2 separate regions of the Homo sapiens genome follow, and region 1 is linked to region 2. Evidence: chromatin contacts called from ENCODE Hi-C or POLR2A ChIA-PET data. All regions are on one chromosome and are shown on one strand. Each heading gives the region's core, a stretch centred on a gene start or an enhancer-like site at or near the end of the contact. The rest is flanking DNA. Distances are from core to core; before and after follow the strand shown.

Region 1 (3,491 bases), core at 397-2,896, 110 kb before region 2:
AGCTGCGTAATTAAGATTGCAGTGTTATTAATGTTCCAGGCTTCTCAGCGAAAAACATGAATTGTTTGCTACTTTGCATACATTTACATGTCAAATTAAGTGAATTTTTAACCCATATATGTGGGGGAGGGGAAAAGAAATTAATACAGAGTGTATAATTATATTCAAACCCAAATTAAGAGATTGTTATGCATATCATATGCAGAATAGTTTAGTAAATCCATCAACTTCATCAAGTCCCAGGTGAAGGAAGGCAAGCTACCGTCAGTGGTATGCTGGTAAATATTTAACAATTGGCTCTCCAGGAGGAAAAAAGTTCGGATTTTCAGGGGTTTTCAATTTTCTAGGTGAAAATACTCCCACCAAGGAAAATTTCAAGCTATCAGTCTGACATTTCTGGACACTGAGTTGGGAAAACACATATACATTTAGCTCTCAGGAGCCATTACACCAGTTCCAACGTAACAGTGGCTTCCTTCAAAGATTAAAACTTCTCACATCCCACTTATTGAGCTTCTAGACTTGAGAGCTTCTTCTGAGAGAAGGTCCCTCTAACTAATCAAAGGAACATCAGTACTCATGAGAAATGGCTTTGTTAAACAGTGAACCACATATTTCTTATGTTTCTGGAATTTGTGGAAGAACTGAAGTTTTTAACTTTAAAATAAAAGCAATTATTTTTTTCATCATAGGATGGTATATGAGTGAAGGGATATTTGCTGATGCACTAAAGTCTAAATGATTCCACTCTTGGCACCAGGTCTGGGCCAGGTAAAGGATAGATGCACAGGCCACAATAGGAAAAGAAAGCAAAGTACCTGAGAGCATTGAAATTATTTGTTTAAATACCTACCTATCCTTATATATTCTCAGACCCCGAGAGCATCAACCGTGTCTTATTCAGCATTTTATCTCTGTTGAGTCCTCTGACAAACAGGGGCTCTGGATTACTGTGTACATTGACTAAGTGAGTGAACTTGCAGGGAAAACATAATGTTCAGGACACCTGCGCTGTTTGCCTAACAGGTACATTGTGAGGCTAATGCAATGACAGGTGAAAAGCATTTTGGAAAATGAAAGAATTAAATGCTAGGTATTATTGTTACCGTGATTATTATGACAGCTTAGAAGAACCAGCTGTAAACTATTTAGAGCATTATGAGTCTTTCACTCAAGATATTGACAACAATCTCTTGTAGATATAGGAATCTGGTGATGTGGTAAATGCCTTGAAGTACGGCCTTCTAAGTACATGATAGATCTCCAGTTTCAGAGACTCATGTAAGTACAGAAACTTCAGAAAATAGGAAAGTTTGTGATGCTGTTTCCAAGAACCATATTCTGACAGCAACTCTACCAGAGTGGTTTACTTGTTGATTTTTTTTTTTAACTGAGATTATTTTTCAGCCATTTCTTTTAAGCTTCTAACTAAACATATAGTTAAATTCTACTGTATTCATTTTTATCAAACAGCAGAATCTCTGGTCTGTTGACCAAAACTTATTGGTCTGTCATTTTGTATTACCTCAGAGGTTTTCAAAAGTGGGTATCAAGCAGGTCAGAGTCATCTGGGAAATCTTTTCACACTACACATATTACTCAGAAATTCTAACAGGCCCGTCACGTGATATGTCACTTTCCTCCATAGAGACTGAGAATTACTGTTTCACAAGGACACGTGTTCCTTCAAATATGATGAGATGAAAAGACAAAAAGATCAAGGACCACTGCTCTGAACTAGTTTGAGATAAGTGCTCACAGAATAAAGTTATATGTAAAGCAAAGTATTGGAGCTAAAAGGAACCTTTAAGATGTCATGCCTTCTTTGACCTCACCATTAAGAAACTGAGGCCCAGAAAGTCAGGCCATCTGCCCAGGTCCAGTGCTCTTCAGTAGAAAGGCAGGGTGCAGAATTCTGATTCTTTGCTTACCTGGCCAGTGTTCTTTACACCACGTGATGCCCTTTCTCCTCAATGACCATTTACCACAACATCAGTGCATTATCAGGATATAATATTCAAAATGTTACTTTATCTATTAGTACCATCTTAGTTGGTGCTCAGTCTGTTTATACATCTTTTATATTAATAAATATTTTATAATTTGATATTAATTTTATTGTCCTTCTCTATGGTACTCACCTCCTTGACCCAACTTCCTATGTCCACAGCCATGTTTGTGCCACATACTTTATAGAGTCCCAAACTTCTATTATTATTCAGTGAGAATTAGCATACTTTTATGTACCAAGACAGTGTTATTTGCTGAAGATACAGTGCTGCACAAAACAATGTCTTTATCTTCACAGACTGTACAATCTAGTTAAATGGTTAGATGAATAACCAGATAATTATAATACAGAGTGGTAAGTGCTGTGATGGGGAAACTACAGATTTTTGTGGGAACCCAGAGAAGAGATACTGTATTTGTTACCTGTGCTGTGTAACACATTACCCCAAAATTTAGTGGTTCAAAACAACAAATATTTGCCATCACTTTATTTATTTGGATCAAGAATGCAGGCACAGATGAGCTGGGTTCCTCTGGCTCATCTCTCATAAGGCTGAAGCCAAGCTTCAACAAGGGCTATGCTTTCATCTGAAGGCTCATTTGGGAATGAGGGGGCATCTGTTTCCAAGCTAACTTATGTAACTTTTTGCAAGCCTGAAAAGATTTGTTTCCAAGCTCACTGGCATAGTTGGCAGGCCTAGTTTCCTTACCACATGAGCATCTCTATAGATGTTTGAGGGGCCTCTGGCAATTGATGATCCAAGAAAGCGAGAGTCAAACAGTGAGAAAGGGTGCTGGACACAAAAGCCATTGTCTTTTTGTAACCTAATCTTGGAAGTGACATTATAAGTAGGAAATACTTTCAGTGTATTTCAGTCATTTATATTTCATTAATTCAACTCACATCAAAGGGAAGAAATTCCTTAAGAAAAGATCACTGGGGCCAACTTAGAGACTTCCTACCACAGAAACTCTAAATGAGCAGGGGTTGGGGGTATAGGTCAAAAGAGCCACCCCACCCTCACCTCTCAGGAAGTGGTATCTGGATGAACTTGAAAAAGAAGGCTGAGCAGAACTTTCCAGGCTGGAGGGGTGTGTGTGTGTGTGTGTGTGTGTGCACGTGTATGCATACACACTCAAGGGTGTAAGGGAGCTATTCTTGGGATAGGGATAGTCTGTGCAAGAGAGTAATGGCAAGAGAAAGCAAGTTTAGTATTCCTGGAACATAGAAGTATAATAGGAGGTGAAGAGTGGTTGAAAAAAAAAAATGAGGCTGATTGGAGAGGTAAGCCTAAAATGGGTCATGACCTCTCCCACTTGCTTTTTTTTCACCCCTGTAATGATTTCTATTATTTAATAACTTGGTTAAAGACAGATTATTGAAAGACCTATCAGTCAAGCTGTTTCTGACTGCAAGTAAAATAATTTCCAGCTCAAAAGGACTTAACAATTAGGAATATATGAGCTTGCATAAAACTAGA
Region 2 (3,763 bases), core at 663-3,162:
AAACAAGTAGAGGAACTCTGCTGACTATCTTAGTGAAATGGCAACACTTCTAACATACATTTTTTTTTTAAATTCCTCTAAATTATTGCCCTTAGAATCTAAGCAGCATAAGTCAAAGGTCATAGCTCCAACAGCTTTCCTTGTCAAAATTATCTTCACAGGAAGCAGTCAATCATGTAAAAGCACAAAGCAATCTGCCAAAGGACTTTCCTTAATGGTTGAAATTCCAAGGATGCAGAAGTCTTAAAATGGTTGTTTCTTCTAGTCAATTGAATCCCAAGTCCCTTCTGTGAGGACAATGTACAACCCTTGGAACAAACAGAAACATTTCAAAGCCTCTCTGGAGACCTTCCAAGTGTTTTTAAATTAATTTTTCTCCTGAAAACATTCAAAGCCCAAACCCCCATATACCTTCAATTATATTCTCTTGGTCATACATGACAGTTGGATTCTGGTCATGAAGTGTTGTTCTGGGGCAGATCCCAGTTCTTCAGGAAAAGGAAGAGAATCAGGGAGATAGGGGTTTTCAACAAGTCTAGACCCCAATTATGGAGGGCCCCAAGAACTGCAGAGTGTCATAGCAAGTTCTCGGGCACTAAAGGGAACTTCTAAAACACAAAGACCATATTTCATTCACCCTTGTATTTCTAGTGCCTAGCACAGTATCTGACACCAAGCAAGCATTCGATAAATATTTGATGAATAAATAAATGAATGGAGCTGGAATTTAGTGATTATGTCTTGGATGCGAAGTGAGTATTTGGCCTCAGCAACAAAGAGCACAAAATAATCTAGAACTGGGGCACAAGATTGGAGCAAGACAAAGAAGACATACTAGATGCTGAATTTCTTTAAATACTTTAAGTTGGAAACCAGTCTAGTCACAGAGTCAAGAGCAAAGATGAGTCACCAAGAACTCAAAAGAATTTAGCTATTTAGGTGGCATGTTGAGTCAGGAAGCCAAGAAAGTTATTATTTATAAATTATTATATAATCTGATTGGAAAAGGTCAATAATAGTAAAAGATCTGGGTTTGTTCTTCATAAGCTTATCTGTTACTCCAAGAAGCAAAACCAGCCTTGAGCAATACTGTAAAATAAACCTCACCTTCTTATCTCCCCTTTTGTCATTATCTTATAGTCAGCAAATGCCCCTCCTCAGGTCCAATGGCTTTAAATTTTAATCACCCCTTACTACCCACATCATCCAGGGACAATACCACTTGCTCTTGCTTCAGATGTTCTCATCATAAGTGTACCCATCTCATGTCTCAATCATCAGGCTTTGCTCCAGCTGGTTGCCTAACTCACTCATCTGCTCATGAATTCAGAAAGGGCATTAGTGATAAATTCAGGTAAAATATAGTCTTGTTTATTAGTGCCTTCTGGAGACAAGGTCTTTGCCCAATGGAGTATCTCTAATCATGAACATTTCTAAGTGAAGTAAGGCCACTGGGGAGGAGATCAGGGGCTGGCTGAACTTTTACTGCCCTTTAAATCACACCAGGGGAGGCAGCTACTCTTTCTGTCAGATCCGGCAGGCTGGCTAGCAAACCCTTTTAAAACAGCAACTGTCCTGGTTAAATTAACGCTGAAAGACCTCTCATGGCAAAACCTCAGCCTGGGGCCAGTCAGAAAGATAACGGTTTCATTAGCTGGTATCTTTTCAAAAGGATGCCTGAGTCATTTCCCTTTAGACCACTCTGACTCCTCTATTTCTGGTTATCTCAAAACACTTCTTATAAATTAATAGTTGAAAGCACACATCAGTGGTCTGTGGTGTCCCTTATATATGCCTTTGAAAAAACATCACCAGATAGCTAAAGAACAAAATTAAACTTTTCCTCCAAGACTGTAACTGTACCCAAACCACACCTGCCCCAGCAGTTACTCACGGCCTAAGGAGGGACATCCTGCTACAACCCGATGATGAGTTTCAGGGTGTTTGTGTTCAAAAAACCCTGCAAAATACCAGGCTGCCAAGTTAATAAAAGGGAAGTGTTGGCAACCATTGTGTAGGCTTATGAATTTTACCCATTTTTCTTTTCCTAGTGTCACTACTGCTGCCTTATATTTTTTTCAGAAATAATAGAATATAAGTGAATTCATATAAATATATATGCATATATATACATATACATATATACACACATTCATACATATGTAAAGTCACTATTCCTAGAAATATTCCCAAAGGAAGCTGCCTTTTAAAATGTTTTTCCTTCAAAATAACAGAGTAGGTTATAGTCTTTGTTGTGAATTATAATCGTCTCACATATTCAGCAGACAGCTCTCTAGAAACTCAACCAAATACATTTTCCCTCTTGAACTGAACAGAAACAATAACAAAAAAGAAAAGACTCTAGCACTGAAGAGGAATGTACTTAGATCAGGTTTATAGACTTTATAGCAGACGATAAATAAGGTCACCCTGGAGCCATAAAGGCCAGAACTAATTGACATATTCAAGGATTCATGAAACCAACAGAATGTCTTTAGCCAACGGAGGACATGAAATTAAACATACAATGGACTGTATGTAGGAAGCAGACCCAGGGAAGCCAGTCAAATGATAGGAAATGGCAGAGGAAAAGTCAAAAGAGAAATCAGGCAAACAGCCACAGCCTTTTATAAGCTCAGACACCTGAGGATACCATTCTGTGACCCAACAGTTTACAAATAATAAAGTGATGGTGCTGAGTCTTAATGAAAAGGTTAGGTCATATCTGATAGACTGTTTAATAAGACAGGAAGATGAGCAATGCATCCTAGATAATTATCCATTAACAATGGTTTTCAGAAAGGTTTGATACATAAAATGTATTTTTAAGAATCTAAACATTGCAAGTACTTTATTCCTGAATGTCAACCAATAGATGAAGTGTGAGTATGTTAGTTAACCATGTTCAAGAACTGAGAACAATAGAGGGAGAAACTGTCAAATGTCTACTCTATTATTTTTTACTCCAGTTTTGTTACTTTCAAGTACTTGGAGTATTTTTAATTTTAAAGGACCTGTTTTAATAACTAATAATTAGATATGCATGTTCTCAAATTAACATATTGAGAGTTGAAGAATAATCCTTCTGAAAAGCTTCTATATATCTATTTCAGTCATTTATCCAAGTATGCCAGGGACACTTCTTCACTTCTTGGTCAGGAGATACAGTGGTGAAAAGGTTTTTTGTCTATCCAAATGGCATCCCAGCCTCAATATGATTTTGCTTTTACTTTTGCTTAGAGTCTAAAAATTCTTTGTTTGTCACTCAAATTATTGTAAATTCTAAATCAACTAAGTTTATATGAAGTGGCAATTGTGCTAAGCAGTTCTAGCCTCAAGAAATATTCAGATCAATACAAACCCATCCATGATCACCTGGACTCAGAATCTAGCCATGAAGAACCAAGTAGACAGTCACTGAAATAAAATAAATGCCATGTTAGAGCTGTAAACACAAGACTTATTATGAGAGCAATGACAAAAGGAGTAAGCATCGTTTAGTGTGTGTGTGTGTGTGTGTGTGTGTGTGTATGTATGTATGCTCACACATATATACATATAGATCCATTAACAATATATGTGTATATATGTATATATATGTATTGTGTGTGCATATATATATGTAGTGTATATTTGTGTGTGCATATATGTATTTCTGGCTGGAAATTAAATACATGGAGAGATAGATAGTTAGGTCCAGAGATAGATATGTTTTGACTCCAGTAACAGATAATACTGATGCTCTACTTCATGAAAATAAAAA

The links. A loop is a pair of places that touch in the nucleus more often than their neighbours do. ChIA-PET counts read pairs that join two places held with the same protein, here RNA polymerase II (POLR2A). Pooled maps may share reads with other maps.
Region 1: a pooled map shows a loop between it and region 2 (10-fold over the local background). The contact joins two enhancer-like sites. A Hi-C loop is called at or near these places in 3 of 168 maps with a recorded cell type or tissue (PC-9, endothelial cell of umbilical vein and natural killer cell) and 9 of 50 pooled maps. POLR2A ChIA-PET finds 5 or more read pairs at or near these places in 2 of 52 experiments (activated CD4-positive, alpha-beta memory T cell and activated T-cell).

What each region holds. Positions count from the first base shown.
Region 1 is chr3:177,785,591-177,789,081 of GRCh38, reverse strand. No RefSeq gene overlaps it. Among named protein-coding and RNA genes, the nearest start is that of LINC02015, 30 kb to the left of the region's middle. Within about 2 kb of position 1,646, at least 2 of the 41 ENCODE cell types and tissues checked have a DNase peak (open chromatin) inside an H3K27ac peak, as active enhancers do; they include natural killer cell, where a contact is called at or near this core.
Region 2 is chr3:177,677,765-177,681,527 of GRCh38, reverse strand. All of the region lies in intron 3 of LINC00578 (long intergenic non-protein coding RNA 578), which reads right to left. Among named protein-coding and RNA genes, the nearest start is that of LINC02015, 140 kb to the left of the region's middle. Within about 2 kb of position 1,912, at least 6 of the 41 ENCODE cell types and tissues checked have a DNase peak (open chromatin) inside an H3K27ac peak, as active enhancers do; they include natural killer cell, where a contact is called at or near this core.